7 separate regions of the Mus musculus genome follow, and all the other regions are linked to region 1. Evidence: chromatin loops called from intact Hi-C (ENCODE). Cell type or tissue: heart. All regions are shown on one strand.

Region 1 (4,000 bases):
AAAACTCTGCAGGGCAGGGAGGCTGAGCGAACCCCTTTTTCCTGTAGAGGGCAGGGCAGATCACTAGGTAAGCCGGGTGAGCGAGCTGGGGGTGGGGAGATCTAGCCAGAAGGAGGTGGGGAGTGCTCCTTGCTCCTCTCCTGTAGATGCTTCCGTGCACTGGGTGGCCGGGAGGACTAGCTCCGTGTCCCTGAGGTGGCAGGCACAACCTCGCCTTTGGGAGCCAGAAAGCCACTTCGGTCCGGAGACCTGCTGGGCGGCGCCGGGGCGCGCAGCCGCTGCGCACGTGCAGCGCGGACTCGCGGACGCGGCAGAGGACCCGATCCAGGGTGCTGATGTTCCGGGATCCGTGTGTTTGCGCTTGCCGCCGGGGAGGCTGTCGCTCCGCCCTTCCTGAGATCCTTATATTAACAGTGGCCAAAGCCCGGAGAAACACAGCTCATTGTTGGCAGCTGCCTGGCGGTCTTGCGGAGCGGCTAGGGCAGCGGAGGAAAAGAAAAGGGAACGGCTCGGAATTTGCTCCAGCGGCTGCTGCAAGACCTCGGCGCCAACCTCGCACCGGCGAGCGCCTCACAGCCCATCGGCTGTCCCTCTATGTGCTGCTGAGCCGGTCCTGGACTCGACGAGCCCGCCTTCGGTGTTCCGAGCAGAAATCGCAAAGACGGAAGGTGAGCGCGGCGGGCGAAGCTAGCCAGGGCTGCTGCCAGCCTAGTCCTCCGAGGGCAGGGCTGGCTCCGGGGACAAGCGTGAGGCGGAGCTGGGGAATAACAACAGGATGTGCAACCACAGGGTGAGGAGGGCTGATTGAATGCCTGAAGTTCGCGGCCCGGCTCCGGGGCACTTCCTTTATTAGGCCACTTCAGGGAACCCAGGGGGGTGTGGGCTCCGGTCCCCCTCCCCCCGCCACACTTTCCCGGATCCTAGGGGAAGGGGCAGGTCGCTCAGCGCCAGGCTGTGCGGGTCCGGCAGGCAGCAGGTCCGCCGAGGTAGCGAGCTCGGGTGCACGGGCTGCTGGTGGGCTCTCTCGGGGGTGGTGGTCTGCAGCTTGAGACGTGCTCGCGGGTACGGGGGGCTACAGAAGTGGGGTGCGCTCTGGTGGGCGACACGTGTGGCGCGGGTCTCAGCGTCTGCTCGTTTCGCTTTCAGGACTGGAAATGGCAGACCATATGATGGCCATGAACCACGGGCGCTTCCCCGACGGCACCAACGGGCTGCACCACCACCCTGCCCACCGCATGGGCATGGGGCAGTTCCCGAGCCCGCATCATCACCAGCAGCAGCAGCCCCAGCACGCCTTCAACGCCCTCATGGGCGAGCACATACACTACGGCGCGGGCAACATGAATGCCACGAGCGGCATCAGGCACGCCATGGGGCCGGGGACTGTGAACGGGGGGCACCCCCCGAGCGCTCTGGCCCCGGCCGCCAGGTTTAACAACTCCCAGTTCATGGGTCCCCCGGTGGCCAGCCAGGGAGGCTCCCTGCCGGCCAGCATGCAGCTGCAGAAGCTCAACAACCAGTATTTCAACCATCACCCCTACCCCCACAACCACTACATGCCGGATTTGCACCCCACTGCAGGCCACCAGATGAACGGGACAAACCAGCACTTCCGAGATTGCAACCCCAAGCACAGCGGAGGCAGCAGCACCCCTGGCGGTGCGGGTGGCAGCGGCACCCCCGGCGGCTCCGGCGGCACCTCGGGCGGCGCGGGTGGCAGCAGCGCGGGCGGCAGCGGCGGTGGCAGCACCATGCCCGCCTCGGTGGCTCACGTCCCCGCGGCAATGCTGCCGCCCAATGTCATAGACACTGATTTCATCGACGAGGAAGTGCTTATGTCCTTAGTGATAGAAATGGGTTTGGACCGCATCAAGGAGCTGCCCGAACTCTGGCTGGGCCAAAATGAGTTTGATTTTATGACGGACTTCGTGTGCAAGCAGCAGCCCAGCAGAGTCAGCTGTTGACTCGGTTAACCTCGCAGGCGGAAAGAAATCACCCTCCCCACCCCACCCCCACCCCCAACTTCTTCGGTGTGAATTAAAAAAAAAACAAAAAAACAAACATTCCCTTAGACGCAGTATCTCGCTTTTCAGATCCTGAAAGGGTTGAGAACCTGGAAACAAAGTAAACTATAAACTTGTACAAATTGGTTTAAAAAAAAAAAAGATTGCTGCCACTTTTTCCTATTCTTGTTTCGTTTTTTGTAGCCTTGACATTCACCTCCCTTATGTAGTTGAAATATCTAGCTAACTTGGTCTTTTTTGTTGTTTGTTTTTACTCCTTTATTTCCTCACTTTCTCCCGTGCTCAACTGTTAGATATTAAGCTTGGCAAACTGCTTAATCTTGTGGATTTTGTAGATGGTTTCAAATGACTGCGCTGCGTTCAGATTCATGAGTGAAAGGAAACATTGCATTTGTTGGCTGCATGATCTTTGAAGGGCAGATATTACTGCACAAACTGCCATCTCGCTTCATTTTTTTTAACTATGCATTCGAGTACAGACTTAAGTTTTCAAATATGCTAAACTGGAAGATTAAACATGTGGGCCAAACCGTTCTGGATCAGGAAAAGTCATACCGTTCACTTTCAAGTTGGCTGTCTCCCCTCCCCCATATGTACAGACAATAATAGGGTGTGGAATGTCGTCAGTGGCAAACATTTCACAGATTTTTATTTTGTTTCTGTCTTCAACATTTTTGACACTGTGCTAATAGTTATATTCAGTACATGAAAAGATACTACTGTGTTGAAAGCTTTTTAGGAAATTTTGACAGTATTTTTGTACAAAACATTTTTTTGAGAAAATACTTGTTAATTTATTCTATTTTAATTTGCCAATGTCAATAAAAAGTTAAGAAATAAACTTGTTTTCTAAAAGTCAGTCATTTGGGGGGGGTTGTCTTTACATTCCACTTGTTATTGCGAGTAAGCTTTCAAAGGATAATAAGTTTCAGGACACTAAAACAGGTCACCGTGAGCTTAAGGGAAAGCAGGATTTAGGATAATTGACATAATGCTGCTGGTTACCTTTGTAGCATGCCTCTTGGTGTGGTTTAATCAAAGGCTGAGAAGTTGTCACAGTGTTTTTGTTGTTGTTTCTTTGCTGTTGTTTCCATTTCCAGTGCTCCTTGGCTAGGAAGGCTAGCAATATTTAATCTTTCTCACTGCGTGGGGGTGGGGGGAGAAAACTGTTTTTGATTCAACTACTTAAAAGGACATGGACTAGAATATTATACTGAGTGATTGATGGGGTGGCATTAAATATAAATTACCTTTATTTCAAGTGATGAATTTTATTTCTGAGCAAAGGCGCTAAGGATAGACACATCTGCCAGCTTAACCTCAAATAGATTCTGACTGGTTTGCAGTTCTGGGTGCAAGAGGGGGGTGGAAACCTACCTTGAGGCTTCCAATAATATTTAAGTTTTGCTCCGAGGTTGACTCAAAGGTCAAATTACAACCTTCATAACATGTTCCCTCCCAAGCGTGCCCCATTTTCCAGAATTCTGAGCTGCCGCTGTCCCATGCATTAGGTGCCAGGGACCTCAGTATAAAATGAGTTTAACAGCCTGGGTGAGCTGAGTCTTTAAGCAGACCAAACCCACATTCAGTGGGTGTCAGGGATAGCCTTACATAATCAAGCAGAAGAGAAAGAAAGTGTCAGAGCATCCCAGGTGAGAGAGGAGTTAGGTTGTTGTTGCCTGTCATGTTTTCACGCTTTCAAGAGCAGCATACCCTCAGCCAAGAACAGAGACTCCCACTGACCCTATGGAGAGACCAAGGAAATGCAGGCCAAGAAGGTCTTACAGCAAACCTTGCTTCAAAAGAGCGGTCCCTTTTTGTGCTTTGAATCTGATCCTAAAGCCCATGTTTGCAGTCAGAACAAGCAGGTAGGGCTGCCCTGGAATCTGGCACATAGGCTGACTGAGAAGGACTCCGAGTGGCTCGACTCTGTTAAGTTCTATTTCCAAGCAGGACAGGTAAAATTAAGATGCATA
Region 2 (4,000 bases), 160 kb before region 1:
CAGCATTTAAATTACTAGTGTTTACGATGTTCTTTGGAAAAGATCTTTGATCAAGAAGCAATAGTTAAAAGCATAACTTTGTTCTAGCACTAAGAGGCTGAGAACCCAGATATGGGAAAGAAAATATTCCTAGTGATAGCAACCCATCCCTACCAACACCCCCATCAATTTTCATTTAAATGTACACCTGTTGTTGTGTGATTTGAAAGGTGGCAGCCAGGGAACTCCCTATTGTGTTGATCTGTTTTTTTCTGGAGATACACTCTGATGTCATCTTTCATCATCTCAGTCAGTCTTTCCCCCTCCCCTGAGGAGCATCCTTCCCCATCAGGCTGTGAATAGGCACTCCCTGGGTCCTATACATCAAGGAGCACAAAGAAACTTCCCTTGCCTCTGCAGCCTCATCCTCATATGGTAGCTTCGCTTGATTCCTGAGAGTCCTTCAGTAAACTCACTGCTGTAAATGGCGAAATTATTGACTAGACTCTTTCTTAGTGACCGCTTACCAGAAGGAACTCCAGTGAGGGAGAATGAATACCCATAATGCCTGAGGGGAGAATAAGTCCCACCGCAGAACCAGGAGCTCTGAAGGGAAATGATGAATCCTTGAAAATGGGTCTTTCCATTTTGTAAGGGCACAGGTGTCTAGAACCTGCCTCAAGCCATCTTGACAGTTTTCTGAAGTTTTGAACTCTCAGCAGCATGAGGAGAAACCACACATTGAAAGTCCCAGGGTGTTTCTGCCTGCTTCACTCTGCCTGCCACAACAATGCCAGGATGTGTCTGCTCTTCCTCTCAAGTCAGACAGTTTGCCATTGGCCGAATTGTCAAAGTGGCCCCTTCAAACCCTCCCTTAGCCTTCAGACATCTCCAAGAAGTCCATCATCAGAATTCCCTACCAGATGCTTGAGTCTAGGGCAATGAATGCCTCTCCACACCTTCAGACCACTAGAGGAGCCATTTCTCGGCATGGAAAGGAAACACACATGGCATGGATATCAAAGGAGTGTCCTCACTCATCTGCCCACAGAGGCAACATGTTACATCAGATGAGAGGATAGGTACAGAGTCACACCTACCTTCCTAGAATGACTACTGCCGCAGTGTCTGCATTTATCATATTGTCCAGGCCACCGTTTCTTTGCCTGTGTAATGGGGACAATGTTGTTTGCAGTGTGGGGCTGTGAAAAGAATATATAGGAGCAGCTTAATAAATAAATAAATAAATAAATAAATAAATAAATAAATAAATGATGTAGTCTCCATGGTAGTTTCCTATTCCAATTGAGCATTTAAATTAACTACAGTCATTAATCCCAACAGAGAAAAAGGTTTATTTTGTATATAATTCTTACTTACATTCTATTTTATCTAAGCTCTAGGACAACTAACCCACGAACTTGCATCCCCCAAGACCCAGCAGTGGTTTCTGAAGCTCTGACTGCATATACAATTTTGGAAATGATTTCTAGGCAGAAAGGAAAATGGAGCCCTCTTCTTAGGAAATTAAAAGTGTGAGCTTGCCCTGAGAAATATTTACTTGGAGTGTTCAAATCAATTATTCTATGACTTTCTAACCATCGTCCAACTATTTACTCCATTAGAAACATCACACTAGGGGAGGGGGGCTAGCATGGACTTTTCTCAGTATATTGTAAGAAACCATCCTTAATGTTTTCAGGGATATTCTAGTCAAGCGGCCCCTGTAATGTGATTGCAAAGGACTTTCCCAAAATGGCCTAATTTATCCATGCAGCCAAAGAATGAAAATCTGGGCCTATAGCATAAGCCTCTAAGACTTTCTGAATACAAAAATCCATAGCTTGAACTCAAAGAAATAAAAAGACTCAGCACCAGGCTTCAAATTCCTGAGGTGGGAGTGTTGCACAGATCTCAGCATGCTGACACAGCAACCGGGCAGCTAAGCCAAGGAAAAGAGGCAAGGGGTGGGCATGGAAAAGACAAGAATAAAAGAAAGAGGGTTCCAGCTTCTTTCGTTTTTATAAAAGAATTTCTCAAAATTCTCGGCCTTGGGTGAAGAGTGGATCAAATGGTTACTTTTGAGAAACTTTTCCAATCCAGTATCATAATAGAGTTGGGCAAAATGATGTTGTTTGGGGCCCCCAATGGGAAATCATAAATTCTGGGTTATTAATGGTACTTTATGTACTGCTGGCTCTTAAAAACATTTTTCTGTTCTTGAGTCATGACGGAAGCTACAGCTTGAATTTAATTGTTCAATTTGCTTTTTTTTTTTTTTTTTCTTTCCTGGGTGAGCCAGCATTAGACTTGAGGAACTGAAAGTTTATACAGTTAGCAAGACTCCAGGGAACAGAGCTCAGCTGAGCTGAGCCAGTGAGCACAGCGCCAGAGATTATCTACCCTCCAGGAAAACGCAGATTCAGAAAGAAAGAGGGTGATTAGAAAGAATGGCAAAATGTCTCCATTAGGTTGGTGGGTCTGCCTTTCAAAATAAGAGAAACAAACCAAACAGAAAGCTTCCTCCTTGAAGTTCCTTAACTCCATTTTGATGCTCACTTTGGCTCACTGTTAGACAACTTACATTGTCCCTTAGCAGCTGTGCAAGATCCAGTGAGTCTTTAGGGAGGCTGCGGCCAAGAGTTGAGAGTTTAAGGGAGCAGAAAGGAGATCTCTGCTCACTAAATGATAGGCTGTGCGAATGCTGATGCTTTTTCAGCCTCTGTGCCTGTAAAGAAGATCTCTTAACTCCGGCTGTGGGCCTCACCCTTGTTTGTGTACCATGTTTTTGATGTTTTTACTTGAGCACATTTGAGTTAGACTTGAAGGAAACCAAACTTGTCATTTTCCCCAATCCACACAGAGACTGAAACAGAGTGAAATACAAGACATGGTGTGTCCTCTGTGTGTGTGTGTGTGTGTGTGTGTGTATGCATGTATCTCTCTGTGTATGCATGTGTGTCTGTGTATGTGTATGCATATGTGTATGTCTGTGTGTGTGTATATATGTGTGTGTTCAGGCATGTGTGTCTGTGTATGTGTGTGTATATGTGTGTGTCTGTGAGTGTGTGTGTATCTGTGTGTGTCTGTGTGCATATGTGTGTATCTCTGTATATGTGTGTGCATATTTGTATATGTGTATGCAGGCATGTGTGTGTGTCTGTGTGTATGTGTATGTGTGTGTGTTCATATGTGTGTGTGTGTGTGTGTATCTCTGTGTATGTCTGTGTGTGTGTCTGTATATGTGTGTGCATATGTGAATATGTGTGTATATGTGTGTGTGCAGGCATGTGTGTGTGTAGGCATGTGTGTGTGTATCTCTGTGTCTGTCTGTCTGTGTATGTGTGTGTGTGTCTATGTGTGTGTGCAGGCGTGTGTGTCTGTCTGTGTACATGTGTGTGTGACATGTTGAGCATCCTGAAATCTAATCTGGCCATTGAAAATCCCAGGCTGCTTTTTCTCAATTGTTAGATATTTTCCATCCAGATCTATAACAACGTCAGGTGCAAGTTTTGAGATTTACACAGACAGTGAACTAATATATTACAGGGATCTGAAAAAAAAAAGGACAAACAAAAATTACCTGAAGGGATACTGCACTATAGTCTCAACCCTTTCCTATATAGAGACACCGTGAGCTAGGGCTTCCTGCTCCTTTGGGCCCCAACTATAGATGGGCCCTGTCCTTCTGGGTTGAATTCCTCACTATTTTCCTGTGTCTGAATTTCCTGTAAATGATAAAACTGTAAAACAAAGAGTCATAACATCTGGACCTTCCTGCTTGGGACTTGATGAAGATAAATTGAGTACTAACAGGAAAAGACGGAAGAGCCCCCGTGACAGAGGCCAAGCTCATTCAAAAGGAAGAGCATTCATTTGACTGTGCTCGTGGCTTACTTAAAAACCAATGAAGAGGCAACGCGAAGGGCCCCTGAAGCCATCCCGGTACTCCCTGCTTTCTCTCAGCTCCAGCCTCAGCAGCCTAGAAGTAACTTGCCTCTAAAAACCAGTAAATCATTAC
Region 3 (4,000 bases), 730 kb before region 1:
TATGAGAAAAGAAGAAATAGCATTCTTTGTACATTGAAAAAAATGTTAAGATGGTCCTTTCAGGTAGAAACATTATAAGGATTAAAATATAGTGGAAGAATATCATATCATAATACAAATTGAGGTTGTCTTTGGCTGACTTGTCATTATTGAGTATCCTGATCATAAATCGCTAATTTAACAACTTTCTCTTATCATTTAGGCAAAGAAAATAAAGTATAAAAAAAAAAGAAAAGAAAAAAGAAATGAGAATCTCAGATGGACCACTCATGGAAGTGACTGATTTGCAAACATCAGGTGTGATAATAAGTCTTCAGAATTGCTATATATTAAATTATCTGCATCTGCTAATGTATGGTTCTTTAATTATCACTTTCTACATAACTCATTGGGGTTTTGCCCAAATGACACTCATCTAAGATCAAGGGAAGTTCTGCAGTTGAAAGAGGGACATAACATACTACAGAACAAAAATCATCTACAAGGCATTTTATAAAAAGTAAAAAACAAAAACTGTTTGTTATCTTGCCTTTTGGAAGATGGTTATATTTGTTTTTCAACTCTCATGCTTCCTTGGACAGAAATTTCAACAAGAATAGATATCCAGTGTCCATGCCTTGAGTGATTGGCTGATCTATTTCTGCCTGTTTCCTTCTAATGGTTGTTCAATAAATCATATAGGAATTACTATGGCTTCTGCTCTGAAGGAGTCAAGTGAAAAAAGAATATCCTTTCTCTCCTGGGCAGTATTTTCTGCTAACAGCACACTTGTCAAAGGCTTTGAGTACCCCAGTGACAGGCACCAGATAAACATATAAATAGCTTGATAAATAACTGACAAAACACTATACACTGTTTGGAGATAAATGTAAGCACACCACAAAAGGCAAGATTAATCCTTGGCATCTTTTTTTTCTAATAGACATTTCTAGACTAAGGCCACAGTATGACATTCAGATTACAGAGCAGCAATTTGAAATATTCAAATGCTTTTGTTGGGCCATGCATATTTTCTAGTTGTTGAGTAGCTATGATAATGCAGTATATTTCAATTCTGGAAGAAGGTCTGAATGATTAGGTATATATGAAATGAAAATATATATTATAAGGGTTTAGGGGTTGTACTATAAATAACAACTTCAAAAAACCCGTACAACCCAAATAGTATTTAATAGCAGTGAAGCACAACTTCTAGAATGCTGAAAAAAAAAGAATTAGGAAATTATAAAAATTATAATTATCGAGTTTTCTAAAAATTAAGTTTATAGGTGCCACAATTAAACCATCTATGCTAGAGAAGAAAAAAAAAAAACTCAAAATGTAAAACTCAGATCATGAGCGCATGCAGCATGTTTTTGTTTTCAGAGGGACTGTTCCATATGTTGGTCGACCAACCCTGCCAGGCCATTTGCAGGCTGTCCTGCTGGGCTTATCCTGAGTGTGACACACACCATGCAGAGATTGTGATATATAGAAGCCAGTAAATTTCCACTATGTGTCACAATCATGAGAAAGACAGAGCCTGGTCCCTGCTGACTGTGAGGATGCTATTAGGTGGCTTTCTGGAATAGCAGTAACAGAAATCTCCAACAACATATTTTAACCTTCAGAGTTATTCAGGCACATTCTGATCTCACCAAATGGGCTGATAAGAGCGAAGTACAAACTTGGCATCAAGCAGCTGTTTCCAAACAACCAATGAGAGGCACAGTAAGGGAGAGATTTTTTTTTCTTCTGTTTTTAGATACAGTCAGTGGCTTTCAAGGTTAACTATTCCGTAATAGTTTTTCCATTGCATAAAACAAGAAGAGCTATCATTTAAGTGTATCAGCACACAACAGGAAAAAGAAAAAGAATTTGAAAGAAAGAAAGAAAGAAAGAAAGAAAGAAAGAAAGAAAGAGAGAGAGAGAAAGAGAGAGAGGGGAAGGAAAGAAGGAAGGAAGGAAGGAAGGAAGGAAGGAAGGAAGGAAGGAAGGAAGAAAGGAAGAACAACTAGAGTGCAGAGGTGAAACCAAGCAGGTTCTCAGGCCAGCACTAGGCAAACATGAGACGCAATGGATCTGATTCTAATTCAACTTGAACAGGGTCCGTGTTTCAGTTTCCGTCCTTCGTCCTTTTTCCACTGGTGCTTATCACGAAATCTGATCTATTTGTAGGTTTAATGCAAGGACAGGGAAAAAGCTGACCTAACCTTAGTATTATAGGAGATTGTACTAAATGTGAGGGCAAGAGCAATAATTCCGCAGCTTCCTACTTGGCCATGGGCCCAGCTTCAAGAAATAAAAATAGAAGTGTCTGAACGTAACTAAAAAGCTCAGCCACATGGAATTAAAATGCCAATTCCCTTCAGCCTTCCTTTTTTTTCCAGTCATGAAACTTTCAAAGCCAACACATTCAAAAGCTCCTACAGCCAAGAACCATCATTTGGGTTTTTGGTGATTCAAAATGACTGCCACCTTCAGGAGTCTCCACCTGGCTGTGTCCATTCCTTTAAAACATTAGCAACTAAATAAATATATAAGGCCATCGGAACAGAACTCCAGGATGGCACTTTCTCAGTTGATGGGTTTCTGTTTCTAAAACACACTTACATTAATGTTCTTTACCTTCTAAATAGACACAACAGTTTAAAATGAAATAAGACCCAGAAAAGGCTCCTAATGTTTTCCCCAGCTTCTGTTTCTAATTTGCCCAAGGGCTGTGTTTAGCATATTCCCAGTGTCACCTACTGAAAGGGGAACTGGAAACAGAAACTGATTTAGGGATTTAGGAACGGAAAATTTACCATTGTATGGGATGATAATTTGATGTGCCTCCAGTGACTGTACACACTAATTGTTTTTATGAATACTATGAATATTCCACACTATACCTGTCTTCTGAGTAAAACAGACACATCTTGATGGTTGAAAACATTTTCCATCTTTCTGCCTCATCTGTTTCTCCCTCCAATGTTGAAATGACCCAGTGTTTAAATGACATTTTTTTTCTTTTTCTTTTTCTTTTTTTTTTTAAGCCCTGAGTTGAAACTCTTTGAAATTCAGAGGAATTTGAAAGAGGTACTTAGGGTGCAATGAGAAATAAGAATCCAACCCAGGCCATTTAAAACTCATGTTTATCTAGCATTCATCATTTTCTCCTCTAACATATGAATATAGTTTCCAAAACCACAAACCTCACAAGTGTTTAGATCCCAGACTTGTAAACAGGTTTGATTTCCTCTTACTGAGCGTCTTCCTTCCTTGTTCCTTATTGCATTCAGCTGGCTCTAATTCCTTTCCATGTACTTAAAGAAATGAAATATTTCATCTGAATTAAGAGCAATCATGTATTTGAGAAGATCAATCCAGAAAGAACAGAAAAGTGAATTGTTTTCAATGAAGCTGTTTACAGTGACTGAGCAGCTAGGGGTTAGATGAATAAATAAAAAGACCAGTAATTTCATTGAATTATATTGTTCAATTTCAATTGTGTCTCTTAATGTAAACAGCTCAGTGATTGATGCATTATCGAATATTCGTGGAGTGTGTGTGTAATGAATATGTTTATGAATGACCCAGTGAGAGAAAATCAATCTTAGAAAGATTTCTCTGTTGAATTGTAGTTTAGATGATTGCAAATCAAAGTTTAAAATGTCTGGATTACAACATTGAGTACTTCAAACTTTCAGAGGGAAAATAAAGGACCTGAAAGGCAACATAATAAAGTGACATGTAGTAAAGAAAACAGACAGTGTTTTCTAACGTACTTTTTTAGTATTTAAAGTCTTATGTCAAAGTAATAATAAAACTAGGAGCCAGTAGACAGGAATGGTGGCACACACTGGCAGGATCTCTAGTTCAAGACCATCCTCGACCATTCGTGTTAGGAGCCTATCTGAAAAACAATAATGATTTTGTTATTGCTTAAGAAAAGTAAGTCCATTTATTATTTCTGTCACTAATGTGGAGGAAAAGCTGACAGAAACTGTTTAAGGAAGACAGGGTTTGTTCTGGGTTA
Region 4 (4,000 bases), 180 kb before region 1:
TTCATATAAATACATATTTCTAAAAAGAGAAATAAAATAAGAAGAGGAAGGAAGGAAAGAAGAAAGGGAGAAAGGAGAAGTAAGAACACAGAAAATGGAGAGAGGATTTTGTTTAATGCAATGTGAAATCAACAGAAACTTTGTTATAAAATGAAGGGTTCATGAGAGATCCCCTTTTTGACAAAACAATAAAATTATTAATCTTAATGTATTTAATCCATTAGGAAATTGCCCTTGCTCCTTTTAATGAAAGTATCTTTTATTGTTCTTATCAGTAAAAATTATCATCACTCAAGATTGTAAGCAGTGACAGAAGAATTTGGTCAATTCTGATTGAAGAACCAGAGCTTATGGAAAATTGCTGTACAACAAGCTTTGGTTAAAACTGTTTTTAAACCACAGTTTAAGCCTTTTGAGAACTTCATTTATCTTTCCAATCTTTTTTTTTTAATCATTTTATTCTGAAATTGGTTTTCTTGATTTTGTTGTTGTTGTTCTGAGCATTTGTAAATGTGGATTCTATGGATTTTCTTCTGTTACTTCTCCTGAATACACTTTAGGACCCATTACAAATTCTCTTTAAAAACTTTATCAAGCATGGTCTTCTTTCAAACTCAATGTGCTCTTTACACACAGTTTAGCGGCCACAAGCTCTGCTCATTAATACTTAGATTTACTTCATTTGTGCAACATGGGCAGGCACATCAATTGGATGCAATAATAAAACTATATTGGAATACAACAAAAAAAACCACACCCTAATCTGTTACACAAAGTACCCAGCGTGACCCATCATCACTGGACATTCCACCCCCTACCTAGCATGCTCCATCATCCGCTGTTATCGCTCCCACCATTTAACACAACAGCTCCAGACCCTATGCGCATTCTTTCCAGCCTTTCCCAGTTCACTTATACAAAGCACGGAGTCTGAGTCAGGCCAGGGGGGAAAGAGGGCCCCTTTCTAAGGTTTATATGTAACTGTGAGAGCATCCAAGCATGTGCTGGCATGCCAGCCATGTGTTAAAAAGAAAGAAAAAATAGAAAAAGAATGAAAAAAGTGGATGAAAAAGCAATTAGCAATAATGTTTTCCTGCTTTAAAAATTAAAAAGTGCAGAAGGCACATCAGGGTCCTTGAATGTGGTAAGGGTAATGAGGAAGTGTGGTGTGCTCAGAGGATCTTGGGGGAGAGCTTTCTTTGCCCCCCCCCAAATGCTCATCCCCATTAAGTTTTTATTATGCAAGTCTTTCCCAGCTTCATTCCCTCCTGAAGTTGAAAGCCCTGGTTGAAATTCTTTACTTGGAAGGTCACTCCTGCTCTCCTAGCCAAGAATCCTGTTTCCTTTCGTCTTCCCACTTGCTTTCGAATGAAAATATCTTCTTACTTCACCGATTCAAAAATTAATTCCATCATATCCAGAGATGAAGTTTGCTGAGAATTATTAATGCACTTGTTGGGAACACTCTCCGTTCCAAACACATTTACATAAACACACTGGTGTTGCTCTCCACCTGACCCAGTCAGCCATTCTGGATGGTACAAGCCAAAACTCATAGTCACAGCCTGTCCACTTGGGCCCCTCGCCGTGCTAACTCAAAAGCACACTGTCGAGCACATTTCTAATGTCATAAACTTTATCTATCTCCATTGTTTGTTGACATCTTCCAGAAGCTCTTAAGTAGGACTTCTTAGCATGCCCATTTCAAACACTGCTGTAATCAGCTATTATTTCTAGAGCCCAGTGTCCCAGACAGACCTTGAAATTAGCACTGTGCCTCTGCTTGTCATGGTTGGCATTTCTTCCCACGGTGGCACCAAATACATTGGCTGGATAACTAGTAGGAGTTAACCTGATTACCTAACCTTGTTCTCTGGGAAGGAAGCCAGCCCTAGATCTAACAGTAATCCTGTGTCACCCAGCTACCTCTCTGGGAAGATGAAATAAAGGCCTGGTTACTTGAAACAGGGCTTTTGGATGTCAGAACAATGAGATCTTAACACATATAGATAATTTTTTCATCAATAGAAACTAGAATCTTTTTTATCCCAACCAGTTAAGGCACCATATTTGATTCATAATCTGTCAATATTTAGAATGAGGCAGAATACAAATAGGAATGACTCGGTGATCACCCAGAATTCCCTGTGCTTCTACCAGGAGCTTACTCAGACCTAAGTGGCAAATTTAAGACCAAAGATTTAGGAACTGGGTGACAGGTAGATTTTCAAGCAGAAATGATGAAAGAGAGAAATCCATCGTGGCACATTGCAAATGGGAAAATCTAGTTTCATACCAAAACTTGGCACTTTAGAGATGGATACTTCACAGGCATGGAGAGGACTAGGAAGGTCTTCTTAGTATAGAAGTGCCATTCAGAGTCCTTGTACGTTAAAGAACTGAGCTCTGGTGGGTGAAGCAGTCTAAAGTTGGGAGCAAATGAGTCTGTTTGAATCAAAACTCTGCCCTCTGGCATTAGCCTCTAGTGAGTGATTTAACTCCCACATGATATCTGATATTGCATGTCTTCTGCAGCTTTTCATTGTGTGAGTTTGAAAATTCACCCTTGACTTCCTCCCTGACTATCTACCTGTTCATGTGGTTCTCAATGCCTTGTCTATTCCCTTTGCGACACATTTCTGAGTATAGAAATAATAACTTTTCACTGGATTCTGAGATTGTTAAAGGCTAGGCCCACATGGGGTACTGTAGTATCCTCAGCACCAAGTTTCATACCCAGCATCGATCACTTTTTAAGAAATAGCTGTTAAATAAACTGAAGGTATATTAGACTATACCCTGTGAAATAGATATAAAAATGGACACAAACACAAGTGGTTTGGCAGGGATTAAATCATGTAGCTGATGTGCACTAGTTACTGTTCTAATTGCTATAACAAAACACATGACAACAGCATCCATAGAAACAAAGAGTTTATTTGAGCTCACAGTTCCCATATATCTCCCACTACGGGGAAGAAGTCGTGGCAACAGAAAGGCAGCTGGTGACATTGCATCCATACTCAGGAACCAGAAAGAGAATCGAATGCTGGACCTTGGCTCACTTTCTCCCTTTTATTCAGCCTAGGATCTTCAGCCCATGAAATGGACTACCTACATTTAGTGTAAGACTTTTCACCTTAGTTAACTTAGTCTGTCATCTCCCTTGTAGACAGACCCAAAGGTTTGTCTCCTAGATGATGTTAGATTCTGTCAAACTGCCAATCAATATTAGCCATCATACCGTGTAAAGTTCTGTGAATGATGCCTGGAACACAGCAAACACTCAAGAAATAGAAAGTCATAGCTGGTCTTAATCCATAGGACACTAGTTTATAGCCTAGTGTTATCCCCATGTTGCTGACTTCTTGAAATTACTTGAACGTGTACATGTATATATCACCTTTTATCAGGAGATCCTAAATAGGCTCCAGACTCCATCAGAGACCATTATTCTACTCTCTAAAGAAATTAGAGTAATTACTATAGAGATGGATAACATTAGATGACAGAGAATAACACAAGAGCATGGTTTATCTAAGAGTTTTGGAAACAACATTCAAATTCTCTACAAGACTTAATTTACTTTCATGATCAACTAACCACAGAGTTCTGAATGAGGACCTCAGGGAACATGGTTTCTTGTCTGAGTCCTTTCTTTTTCTTAGCTCTATGATCATGGTTAATCAGCTATCTTGTTTTACACATTTTTTTGTCCTTTCATCAAGCAAAGATGATTCAAAACGGGATAACTTTTAAACCCATAAAGATATAAAACTGTGTCTCAACATGAAAAATATTTTTTCTACAAAAGATATCTTGCTCAAACTACCTTTTTTCTTTAATCTGTAATATAATTGACTTAAATTGGATGGTATTTAAGACATCTTCTAACCACTCATAATCCAGAGATTTGAAATGTGAAGAGGCTTTGTTCTGGACATTGATTTTTTTTTTCATTTGAATTGTTACTGGTTTGACTTAAGCTGTTGCTTGTGCA
Region 5 (4,000 bases), 220 kb after region 1:
TAGTCTATCTCCTATGGGAATCACTGTGGCATTCTTGTAAGTACTGTAGCCCTTTTTATGGGAGACCATCTACATAGAGGATGGCTTTGAAAACTGTTAAGAAGCAAATATAACGATTCTAACGATTCTCATCTACTTACATTAAAATGTACATTTTTTTCCCCTGAAAAACTACCTGAGAAGAAAAAAGTTTAAAAGCTGCCCAAATAAATGTCAGGCATCCTGTGGTAAGAAGGGAAAATCCTGTCACACCTTAGCTATTACCTGCATTCCTCCCTTCTAAAGGATCATTCAAGCGCTCATGAAATTATCAGGGCTTCTTCAGAAAAACAAATGTGAAACAATTATACAAGGGACAGGAAAAGAAAGAAAGAAAGAAAGAAAGAAAGAAAGAAAGAAAGAAAGAAAGAAAGAAAGAAAGAAAGAAAGAGAAAAGAAGGAAAGGAAGAAAAGGAAGAAAAGAGAGAAAGAAAGAGAGAGAAAAAAAAGAAAAAGACACCCAAACACTTCAGGTTGGGAACGGAAGTCAAGTTCAGATTCTCTTCCTTCCTCGAGCAAGACAAGAGAATTAAATGAACACCACACACACACACACACACACACACACACACACACACACACACTCTCTCTCTCTCTCTCTCTCTCTCTCTCTCTCTCTCTCTCTCTCTCTCTCTCTCTCTCTCTCTCCACCTGTGGCAATCAGGCAACAGGCCTACATCTGCTGGGAATTGCAGCTTTTCTTCTTTGGGGGCAATGGTGGGTGGGTGGGTCGCGGTGAGCAGGGAAGTTTCCAATCGGATCATTCTAACTTGGGCTCCTTTTCCTGCTTGCCCGCTGCCTCGCTCCCACCAACCCGGGACATTTCAGACTCAGCCCGCGCGGGCACCACGGGGAGCAGGCACCAACCGGAGCGCCGCCGCGGGGCCCGCAGCCCCGGTCCACGCCGCTCCGCGTGGGGACCACGAAAGGAAAGGCAGCGCGGGGCGGTGGGGCGGGGCGAGCACTTCCTGACTCGCATTGTCCACGCGCCGCCCGCGCCACCCAGGGCCCCGCCACCGCGCCCGCCCGCCCGTCGGTGAGGAAGTTGGCGCTCGCCCCGCCGCTGTCGTCTTACCATTCTTAGCGTCTCCCGCGGCTGCAGCCCCCGCAGCGACGGTGGCGTTGGCGGCGCCCGTGCCCGCACCTCCCGGGCCCGCCGCGCCGCCGGTGCCCACCGCGCCGGGCGACGCCGCCCCGCAGCCCGCCGCCGCCGCCGCCAGGGCCCCTCCGGCCGCCGCGCCTGTCGCACCCGCCGCCGCCAAGGCCCCGGCTCCATTTTCCTGCTCGTCCCCGCTGCTGTTGGCGCGCTTGTTTTTGCGGCCGCCTTTGCTGTTCTTGGGGTTGGGCATCTCCCCGGCCCGCTCGCGGGTGTCCCGGTCCCCGGCGCCCACGAAGGCGGCTCCCCCGCCGCACCGGGGCGGCCACGGAGAGCGCGGGCCGGCCGCTCTTCCTCAGGCGCCCGCCCCGCCGCGCGGCCCTCGCCGCGACATTCCGGCCGCCGCGCCCTCCGCGGCAGAAGCCGGCGCGGCCACGCGCGGCCACCCGAGGCTCGCAGCCGCGCGGGCGCAACGGGCCCCCGAGCAGAGCGAGACGCGGAGGAGCCCGAGGGAAAAGGCGGGTCTCGGGCTTGTTTTGATTCGGCTGCGCTGACACGCTCCAGGCCCGCCCCCGCCCGTGACGACACTGGGGCTTGAGCCCGGCCCCGCCCACCCAGTGACCTCACGGCAACTCGCTCCGCCCCCGTGACGTCACGCTCGGCGCTCAGCCCTCGGCTCTGGGTGACGTCATCCAGGCGCCTTCTTGGGAGAGGGAGGCTGGCGGGCTTCCCGCGTGTGCTGACAGCCACGACTGGGAGCCAGGCAGTGTTCGTGAAGTTGTTAACTGGCCTTCTGACCTTACTGGAGCTAAACCTGACAACGTGGTCTGGAAAAACAAACAGGTGACTAGAACAGGAGAGCAAAACAAAGGGTTTCGGATTAATAATTCGCTCAATGGCTCTGCGGCTCAACAATGGTAAGATAGGAGTTTCTGGAGAGTGCAGTTGAGCTCCTGTATGGGAATTCTTCAGTCTCGTGGTGGAAAGCTTATTTAGCCCAGACCTACCAACCAGAGACCCAAGGGTTCTGTCGGTTCTGTCAGAAGCAGAGCCAGCCAGGAGGAGCCAGGCTGCACAAAGAAGACTGAGTTGTCTGGAGAGAACGGCCGGGTTGTGAGGAGGACATCAGAGGTGAAGAAGTGAGGGCACAGCCATGCTCAGCAGTAGATGGCCAACACAAAAGAGACTCAGTTGAATCTTAAGAGGTTCTTTGTCTCAGAATGTTTTGTCAGGGATATATATATATATATGTGTAATCTTTTTAGGTCTTTTGTATAGACATATGGCTTCCAGTTTTCTGTTTTTTGTGGAATTCCTCACTGAACGAATACATCTATATGACTTTCTCATGCTTTTTCATTTGTTTGTTTTGTCCTATATTGTGTGTTTGTTTTCATCTTATCTATTTTATTATTATTTAGATGCATATTTGTTTTCTAAGAAGAGGCAGGAAAGCTGTGGATTCGGCTGGGAAGGGAGGTGGAGAGGATCTTGGCAGAGCTGGAGAAGGGGAAAGAAGAGCAGAATATAGTGTATTAAAAATCTATTATTAAAGAAGAAAAACGGAAAGAAAGAAAAAGAGATGAGAGCACAGGGTTCCTGGGAAGAGTTTGATGTAATCTCCTTTTCTGCACTCTCTTCTGCCCCTTTCAAAGACCCGCTCCTTTCCACCCTTCTGATCTCAGCTCATTTCTTCAGAATGATCCCATACCTTACCAGAAGAGCTGTCCCGAGTATCACAGTTTATTTCTCCTGTCTACCTCTGATTACGTTGGCAATGTATATGCTTAAATAATTTTCCTCTGTTCCCTCGCATGAAACAGCCATATTTTTATCTTGGGTGCCGTAAGAAACAACTGAACTGATCTTGGTGAATGTATAAATGACATTCTTGATCCATGACTACAGAAAAACACTGAACTCGTTTACAGTGTCTTCTTCCTATGGCGTGATCTTTAATCGACTGGACTGTTGAGGCAAGGCACTGTGGCTAGGTTGAAGGGTCTAGAAAGATGGCCAAGGAATTGCTCAGAGAAGAGCCATCCACATGACTTCCTAGCCAGGATTCTGATGGGCAGAGCCTGGAGCAACACTGTATTCTTGAGAGCAATTGCTAGTTGGACGCAGTACACTATATGTTAAAGGAAAGTAATTCTTTAGAAGGCCCAAATGATAGCTAAGATAGATAGGGAAGGAAGGAGGGAGAGGTGGAAGAGAGATGTGTGTGCTGGAGATTAGTATCAGGTGTCTTCCTTTATTCCTCTCCACCTTATTTTTTGGAGGCAGGGTCTCTTATGGACCTGGAGCTCACGGACATATTAGATGACCAGCTGGTGAGTTCCAGGGATCCACTTTTCTCTGCCTCCCAGCTCTGGGACTATAGATATGTGTGTCTGTGCACAGTTTTTACATGGGTCACATAAAGTTCTTAAGTTGGTACAAAGAGCACTTTACCAATTTAAGTATCTCCCCAGCTAGAGAATAGCTATTTTGTGCTTATGATGTGTTTATGTCTTATATTCACACATTGTGCGCACATACACACACCCTGTATCAGTAGAACAGGGCAGGTTGTGTTTCTAACTCTGCAGTCTAATATAAAGCCTTCTCCACTATCATGTTTAGTACAAATTTTTCAAATGTGTGAAATATACCTAAAGGATTCTTCTGCCTGTATTTCTTCTGAACCTTAATATCTCCACTAAGCCATTAATAACTTACCAAGTCTTCTCTGGTAACCCAAAGTTAGGCTTGCCTCCATGGACCCTCATACCTTTTCACCAAAAAGGCTTACATTACACACTTAGGATGAAGTTATTCACTCACTTGTCTCTTGTTTGGAGCTTGCTGTGATGGCAGTATTGT
Region 6 (4,000 bases), 360 kb before region 1:
ATAGATTCCAGTGGTGAAGCTTACGGACTTACATCTGATGCAGCTACCTGAAGTCATCGATAGCCAGTTTTCTAGTCCAGCTGATTAGTCCTAACATGAAAGCAATTGACTCACCCACTGACAGTCTAAACCAACACATAATTTCTGACTCAAACATCTGCGATTATTTTAATAGCCTTTTCATACCTCTCTATTCTATTTATCATAACAGAAGCATTTAAAGGGAGAACACTCCTACAGAAAGAGACATGGAGTTCTTTTGTTTTTCTTTCTACTTGGAGCACCAGGGATTAAAGCTCTCGTTCAATTAGAACACATATTTAGCCTTCTAACATATCCCCAGTGAGACAGACGTTCTTCAAAAAATGTCTTATTTAAGAAATTGGTTGTCCACCCTTTTTAAAAGTATCCATATTGAAAAAAATTCCCCTATTTCTCCTTTCGGTCCATTAGTTTGCAAATATATTGAACTCTTTTTCACCATTCAGGATTATTATCTCTTAAATTACAATTTGTCAATTGCCTGAACCAACAAGGCCTTCAAACATCTCAAAACTGAGCACACTCTTCATTATCTTGCTATTACTAACAATGTAAACTGAAAACTAAGCCATCATTCTGGCAAGCATGGTTTCCCCTTGCTAATCAGACCATGGATTCTCTCTCCCCTTAGAGAGGTCAGTTTTGAGCCATCCTGTGATCACTGTTGAGCATACCCTGCTGTAGGGGTGTCTTTCCAGCATTATCCACTGTCAACGAGGACAGGCAGATGTCACAACCACACGGCAGTAAATGAAGGAAGAACACAGAACACAGAGTCTTCCTTCCTACTTGAGGAAGCTGCAGCTGATTGTAAAACTACAGAGCTTTAAGACATACCATAGAAACAGAGAACACCAAAGGAAATACTACCCAGGGAAGGGCATGTTTAAACCTTCCTGTTTGCAGCTGCTATCAACATTTTCACCCTAATGTGACCAGAAATCTCAGTTTTCAGTTGAGAAACATGAGTCACGAAACAATACTTGCTAGCCACCTTCACCTTTCCCCTCTCCACCCTCATTCATGCCCTGGTTTTGTTTTGCTTTTCTAACATTTGAATGTCCCCTTAGTTTGTATCCTGACCTACTAGAAAGTTAAAAAAATATCATTAAGTCAGTTGATCATATAACTGAATTCAAGTTACAGCCCACAATCACTTGTAAATGGCTATAAGATGCCTTCTTTCTTTCTTTCTTTCTTTCTTTCTTTCTTTCTTTCTTTCTTTCTTTCTTTCTTTTTCTTTCTTTCTCTCTTTCTCTCTCTCTCTCTCTCTCTCTCTCTCTCTCTCTCTCTCTCTCTCTTTCTTCTTCTTCTTCTTCTTCTTCTTCTTCTTCTTCTTCTTCTTCTTCTTCTTCTTCTTCTTTTTCTGACTTCTTGCCTCTAATTAATAAGAGTAAAATCTTTTCTGGAACTAAAAAAAAAAATCAAACTCAGTGGATTACTAAATGTTATATAAATAGGGCTCCATTGTGTGAGATTCACCCCCTTTCAGAAACTCTTGATTCTTCCTTCTCTCCGTGCTGGGAGGGAAGTAAAGGACAAAGGCATCATTAAAACCGGTTAACCTGATCATTTTCAAACAGACATGTGCAAAGCATCTAGGCTGGGAACCCTTTGGCAACTAAATTGTCAGGGAATAATTTATTACTGACAAGAACAGAGTGTGCAGTGGAATATCCCAAACAAGAGCATGCTCAATGAGCCAGAGGCTTGCTATAAATATCTTCCCCAGGATTGCACTTCCTAGAGTCTAAAATTATTCTAAAAGCATCACGTTCCGAGGGGAGGGGAGGAAAGGGGGTTGTGCTGTGCTGGACAGCCAAGTAGCGGGATCAAGGCAGCAGGGTTTTCTTGTGATTGTTCTAGTGACTAACCTCATTAAGTCTGTTTGCCTCTTGATTTCATAAAACAAGAATAATGAGAAAAACCTCTGAATTCCTTTCAAGATCTGAAATCTTGCAATGACAACATTGATAACCTATACACAGAACCCTGGCATCTGATGTTATGCAAACTGATCTAGGCCCATTCAAAGAAAATAGAATTTGGGCAGCTTAGGTTCAGCAAGTCAAAGAGCCCTGCTGCTAAGCCTGACAGCTGAGTATATTCAATTCTTCAGGAGTCACATGCTGAGTCACATGCTGGATGAAAAACTGAGCCCTCCCCCTCCCAAGTTGTCCTCTGACCTTCATACCCATGGCATAGAATGTGCATGCACAGACACAGAAAGTAAATTTTCAAAAAAAAAAAAAGAAAGAAAATAGAATTCAAAAATTGTAAACTAGGGCTGTTTTCAAATAACCTTTTGATTTTCATGTGAGCTATATAATCAAAAAATGTTCTTCCACATAGTGATAGTGAGTATGGCAATATAGAAAGTAAAAATTGTGCAAAGATGTTATATATGTATTTATATATATATACACACACATATATACACACACACACAAGCTAGGGCTTCAATTTTCAAAGCACAAATTTTTGTAATGTTTATCAAATTTGTTTATTCACTGTGTGAATGTGTGTGTATGTGCTCAAACCAACTATATCATATCACAGTGGGCTTGTGGAAGTTAGAGGATATCTTCCTGGAGCTGGCTAGCGATCTCCTTCCTTCACGTGAGTCCCAGAGATGGAACTCAAGTTTCCAGGCCTTATAGCAAATGCAAATGAAAAAAAAAAAAAGCTACAAAAGATAAATACTTCAAAAAATGTGGTAATAAGCAGAATTCATCTCCCCTTGATCTCTTCGTGTTTCACATTCTGCCTACATTTTAAGGTCCTTTCTATGTGTCTCTATCAAGTGCCTGTTTGGCAGGATCCATATTTTATTAATGTTTCTTTTTCTGCGTAGTATGTTACCTATAAGGACTATCAGTAAATGTGTGTGGAATTAAATACTGTTTTCAGTGTCTTGGGTGAGTGTGATACATACTTACCAGGAGTAATGAATCAAACTAAATTTAGCATTTTTTAAATCTGAATTTTAGATAAATCCCCATACTTCTTTCATTATAAGTGACTGAGAAGACTAAGATTTCACATAGAACCTGCAAAAACAAAAAACAAAACAAACCAACAAACAAAAACCTGGTAAAACAGATGTGTTGTCTTGATTTTTAATCTAAAATGAAAACAAAACCAAATCATAGCTATATACTCTTATGCTCCTATTATTCTTCCTGTATGTATCCATCCATCAAACATTTCATGAGTCAGATGCCTAAGTCTCTGTTTATATACTCCTATGAGTAAGATATGGTTCCCTCTTACAATAGTGTTTATAGCACAGAGAGAACGAAACTCACTTGTAGACAACAGATAGTTGTGGTCATATTGATATGCAAACAAGTGATTGACAGTGTTGGCTGAAGGAAGCCTCTGAGGATAAGTAATAGCTAAGGTATTTCTGAGCCAGTCAGAGCAAGAGACTTGGAGAATCCTAGTCAAAAGCAGTAGCTTCATATCTTTATTTAAGAAACTGAAAACAGTGAGTGCATATCATGTGTGTTCTTTTGTGATTGGGTTACCTCACTCAGGATGATGCCCTCCAGACCCATCCATTTGCCTAAGAATTTCATGAATTCATTGTTTTTAATAGCTGAGTAGTACTCTATTGTGTAAATGGACCACATTTTCTGTATCCATTCCTCTGTTGAGGGACATCTAGGTTCTTTCCAGCTTCTGGCTATTATAAATAAGGCTGCTATGAACATAGTGGAGCATGTGTCCTTATTACAAGTTAGAACATCTTCTGGGTATATGCCCAGGAGAGGTATTGCTGGATCTTCCAGGCACTCACTGATAAGGGGATATTAGCCCAGAAATTTAGAATACCCAAGATACAATTTGCAAAACACATGAAACTCAAGAAGAAGGAAGACTTAAGTGTGGATACTGCATTCCTTCTTAGAATGGGGAACAGAATACCCATGGATGGAGTTACAGAGACAAAGTT
Region 7 (4,000 bases), 250 kb before region 1:
CACCCATGCTTCTATCCAGCAGTCAGCCATCTGTTTCTTCACCCTTGGATATCAAAAGCAGGAACTAAATAAAATCCAAATATATTAGCAGATGCCACCATTCTTGGAGTGATGCAAAGACAAGGAGAGAAATTTGAAAACAAGCAGAAGGAAAGAAGAAGTGATGGGTAAGCTCATAGTCACTGTGTGAGAAAGGATAAGGTAGGAATCAAATTCCAGCCCAGACATAGACGAGCTCTGTGTAACTGCAAATTACATAGTCAGTCTGAACATCAGCTTTCTTCCTTGACCAGCACTCATCAGGCTAAAGAGATGGTACATCACACAAGAGAACTCTGGTCTTACAGAGGACCTTAGTAGAGAGTCCCAGCATCCACATCAAGTGGCTCACAACTAACTGCCTGCTGCTCCAGGTCTGGGAAATCCATTACTCTTCTTTGTCCTCTACTGACATTGCATTCAAATGTACAAATACAATAATAATGATGATGATGATGATATTGAAAAATTAGGCTTACCTTATGGAATATTGTAAAAAGAAAACAAGTAAAATATTAGGTTTGATTATTGCTTCTTCTAAGCTCAGACGGAAATATGAGCCATCATTCTGTCCAATTTCCTGTCCAGTGTAGGGTTTTCTTTTTGTGGTCTCTGTCAGACCAAAGCATCAGTTCTCAGTGTGTGAGCCATGACCCCCACAGGGGTCACACATCAGGTACCCTGCGTATCAAATATTTACAATACAATTCATAATAGTAGTAAACACAGTTGTAGAGTAGCAAGAAAATAATTTTATGGTTGTAGGTCACCACAATATGAGTACTAAAGGGTCACAGCATTAAGAAGGGTGAGAATTACAGACTCTAATGCCACCTGTGGAATGGGATACTTCCGAACTGACTCAATGCTAATCACTCTTTACTTAGCTAAAATTATTAAAAATTTACTCTTAAAATTAAACCAACATTACCAGAAGCTTCCTCAAAATAAGCCTCTTAAACCACAGGATTGGCTGGTGTGCCTGGTGTATCTCTAGGGATCCTGCCGACTCTAGTGCCTTGGCTCATGTTTCAGAAATGGATACCCTGAAACTGTCAATCAACTATCAATCAATCCATCCTGCATGTCTTTTCTTACAAGGAAAACATCAGGGCTCTCACACATCTACCCATAAAGCACACAACTGGTTTATACATTTGCTTTTTACTTAGAAAAGACAGGCATAGTCAAGGCAGAAGAATTTGAAAACCAAAAGCAAAAAACCCTAAAATTTCAATTTGACTATTAGCATATTGCTATATATCTTCTTGCTATTTCTTTCCTGCAAATGATACAGATTTTTCATCAAAATATCATCATGCTACAGACATTCTGGAGCCTTCTTATTATGTTGAATTAACTAGAAGATAAAGATACTAGAGCCCAGGGGCTTATCACCCTCCAGGATAATGTGACAGAGACTGACTGGCAAGGAAATGAATGAATTAGACACCCCTGCATAATCAAATATGATTATGCAGACTGGTTAATTTGGGGATTCAGTCTTCTGACTATGACTCTTCGTTATTTGCAATCTTAAGAGTGCTTTTGACTCTTAAAAAATATTGAGAGTCGTTAGGTTTATCTAATTAAATAGTCATAAATGTAAAAAAGGCATGCTCTTACACTCATCTATAATAATCACACATACACAAAAAAAAACCCATAAATGACAGTCATGTGGCCTAGTGAAACATGGAGAGATTACATCTCTGTGAGATGCCTAGAAATACTTGTTTAATAGCTCCGCGCATCCAGGGGAATTGGGTTAGTTTTGTAATCTTGGAGATTATCAGTACATCTCCGCTGTTTATTCACAATAACACAGGGCAATGAGAATCAGCAGATCCAAAAAACACAGCCTAGGAACCAGGTGTGGCTGGTGTTGAAGACAGTCTGGCTCCCAGAAGTTCAGCTGGACAGATAAAGCGTCCAGCCTGCTGGACATCTGCCGTATCTATAATTGCTGCTCTGACAAAACCACCAAGTGTTTCATGAAGAGGCTTGTGCTGGAGTCACCTGTGGCCCAGTGGCTCTTCCCCAGAGACTGGACTGTCAATGTAACTCTGCTATTGTTTGGAATTCAAATGTCCCCCAGTGGCCACATTTGGAAAACTTGGCCAGGCAGTAGTGGCACAGGCCTAACTTGGTCACCAGCCTGTGTGCTGAGAACTAGAAGAATCTTAAGGAAGTGAAGCTGAGAGGGAAGATGTCAGGTTTCTGCAGACACGCCCTACATGGGACCCTGCCCTTCCCCCCTTTTGCTTTCAGACCATCACAAAGTGACAAATTTCCTCAGTCACAAGTTTCTACCCCAAAGTTCTGCCTCTTTTTGCAGGCTCAAAAGCAAAGGGGCCAAGCATCCATGAGCCAAAATAAAGCTAATTCTTCCAAGTTGACTTTCTACGGTAGTTTGTCATAAGGACGGGAAGCTGTCTAAGACAACCCCCAGTGATAGTTGTTGTATGCTGTTTCTGTTCCCATCCATCACTGGTTTTACCCAGTCCTGCTCAACTCACAAAGCTCCAGTGAGGTGAGACTTGCTAACACGGGATAAAGATAAGCTGCCAAACTGAGACCCAAAGATGCAAAAAAAAGTTATCGACATTTAACAGGCTTGCCTCACCTGGCAGCCTTGACGCAATGAGAGAAAAGAGGAGGCCAGGCACCTAACGTCCTCTTGCACAGAGTGCCTTCAGCAGCCTTACTTACACTAGGCACCGCCTGCTGAAGATTTCAACACCCATCACTAGTGCCACAGGCTGGTGGCCAAGCTTTCAACATCTGGCCTCTGGGGACATCTGAATTCCAGTCCACTCATTCAGATATTTACGGAGTATCTCCTGTTTAGTAGGAACAGCCTGGGCACTAAGGAGTAAGACCCTGCTCTCTCATTCTGGAAGTCAAGGTAAGAAGCAAAGTGTGGCAGATACATAGACAAGGTGATCTCAGAGACACGCCTGTACCACTGAGTTAAACCAGCATGATAGCTGGGTTAGAGAGAGGGTGGCCAAGAAGCAGTCTCCAAAAAGGAACATCCCAGCTGAAGCGTGTATGAGAAAAGACATCCAGAAATGGGAATGTCTGCAAACACATACAAAGGCCCTGAGGCAGGAACAGACATGGGACAGATGAGGGAGGAAAGTAGGTCAACTGTCTCTGGAGACAGTTTTGAAGTTGAGAAAGTTGTGTAAATTGAAAGGTTTTCCAGATTACGCTAATACTTGCTGGTGTAATGAAGAGCTTGCTATTTTATTCTAGTATCTATGTGATGAAAACTTACAGAAGATATAAAGCAAGACAGAAGTATGATTGGATTTTTATTTTTTCAGAGATAAAAATCTCAGCGTTACTCTAAAGCCTGAGGCAGCCATGTATTTCAGAGGATTGGTACAGAATGAAATAACAGAGGCAGAGTTAAAGAAGCACCCAGGAGCCCCTTGACAAGAGGAGAACTGAGAGCCACAGCAACTGAGGCCCGCAAAAGGGCGTCCATATCAGAAGGGCAATGTTGTCGAGGTTCCATGGTCCCCACTCATCAGCCCAGAACCCAGAACCCAAAGAGAACTGGTTAACTAAAGCAAGCCAATAACCATTGTGGGGTAGCAAACGCAGTGGATATCTGCAATAAGAGCAGGAAAAGGGGGAGATAGATGAGGCTAGACTCAGTTGTGATGTCTGATCTGATGGAGAAGAAGGGGACGGAGCCCAAGGCTGTCCCTGGGCCTCTATCAGCTCTGGGAGAATACTGTCCGAACTGTAGGTGTCACATTGTTGGATGTTGGCAGTGCTTTGCCAACAGGGTTGTGGATTCTACTCTGGGAAACGGACCAAGGACTAGGCAGTAAAGAAAGCTGAGGAGGACGCAAGCTCCAAGTTGGCCTGCATCCTTCCAATTTAACCTTGCTGGCTCTCCCTAGTCATCTCTGTCATTTCACTGGGGCACAGGTCATGTTAATTT

Evidence for each region. Peaks named below come from ENCODE experiments on the same cell type or tissue, not always from the same donor. Only the 100,000 strongest peaks of a DNase experiment are listed, where the experiment ranks them.
Region 2: it touches region 1 in a loop (3-fold over the local background); 14 of 42 quality-filtered maps call a loop at or near these places.
Region 3: it touches region 1 in a loop (6-fold over the local background); 14 of 42 quality-filtered maps call a loop at or near these places.
Region 4: a loop joins it to region 1, with 2.6 times the contacts of the local background. A loop is called at or near these places in 5 of 42 quality-filtered maps.
Region 5: a loop joins it to region 1, with 2.7 times the contacts of the local background. A loop is called at or near these places in 5 of 42 quality-filtered maps.
Region 6: it touches region 1 in a loop (3-fold over the local background); 7 of 42 quality-filtered maps call a loop at or near these places.
Region 7: it touches region 1 in a loop (3-fold over the local background); 3 of 42 quality-filtered maps call a loop at or near these places.

What each region holds. Positions count from the first base shown.
Region 1 is chr10:17,722,792-17,726,791 of GRCm38, forward strand. It overlaps Cited2 (Cbp/p300-interacting transactivator, with Glu/Asp-rich carboxy-terminal domain, 2), which reads left to right and starts at 437. Exons shown (of 2, transcript NM_010828.3): 1 at 437-668; 2 at 1,147-2,883. The coding sequence starts at 1,155. The coding sequence ends at 1,964. In heart, CTCF peaks have their summits at 41 (motif pointing right) and 1,653; DNase peaks (open chromatin) are centred at 320, 1,330 and 1,450; H3K4me3 peaks cover 3,650 bases; H3K27ac peaks cover 3,526 bases.
Region 2 is chr10:17,557,869-17,561,868 of GRCm38, forward strand. The region is part of intron 3 of Gm32543 (a long non-coding RNA gene); the gene reads right to left. Among named protein-coding and RNA genes, the nearest start is that of Gm32656, 100 kb to the right of the region's middle. In heart, no CTCF peak of the experiment used is centred here; a DNase peak (open chromatin) is centred at 2,353; H3K27ac peaks cover 961 bases.
Region 3 is chr10:16,992,443-16,996,442 of GRCm38, forward strand. The region is part of intron 1 of Gm20125 (predicted gene, 20125); the gene reads right to left. Among named protein-coding and RNA genes, the nearest start is that of Gm20125, 100 kb to the right of the region's middle. In heart, no CTCF peak of the experiment used is centred here; a DNase peak (open chromatin) is centred at 1,639; H3K27ac peaks cover 403 bases.
Region 4 is chr10:17,541,383-17,545,382 of GRCm38, forward strand. The region is part of intron 3 of Gm32543 (a long non-coding RNA gene); the gene reads right to left. Among named protein-coding and RNA genes, the nearest start is that of Gm32656, 120 kb to the right of the region's middle. In heart, no CTCF peak of the experiment used is centred here; a DNase peak (open chromatin) is centred at 1,679.
Region 5 is chr10:17,946,395-17,950,394 of GRCm38, forward strand. Heca (hdc homolog, cell cycle regulator) reads right to left here and starts at 1,673. Exons shown (of 4, transcript NM_001033432.3): 1 at 1,115-1,673. The coding sequence starts at 1,388. In heart, no CTCF peak of the experiment used is centred here; DNase peaks (open chromatin) are centred at 957 and 1,817; H3K4me3 peaks cover 2,306 bases; H3K27ac peaks cover 1,953 bases.
Region 6 is chr10:17,365,471-17,369,470 of GRCm38, forward strand. No RefSeq gene overlaps it. Among named protein-coding and RNA genes, the nearest start is that of Gm20125, 270 kb to the left of the region's middle. In heart, no CTCF peak of the experiment used is centred here; a DNase peak (open chromatin) is centred at 1,791; H3K27ac peaks cover 1,555 bases.
Region 7 is chr10:17,474,136-17,478,135 of GRCm38, forward strand. No RefSeq gene overlaps it. Among named protein-coding and RNA genes, the nearest start is that of Gm32656, 180 kb to the right of the region's middle. In heart, a CTCF peak has its summit at 2,119; a DNase peak (open chromatin) is centred at 2,786.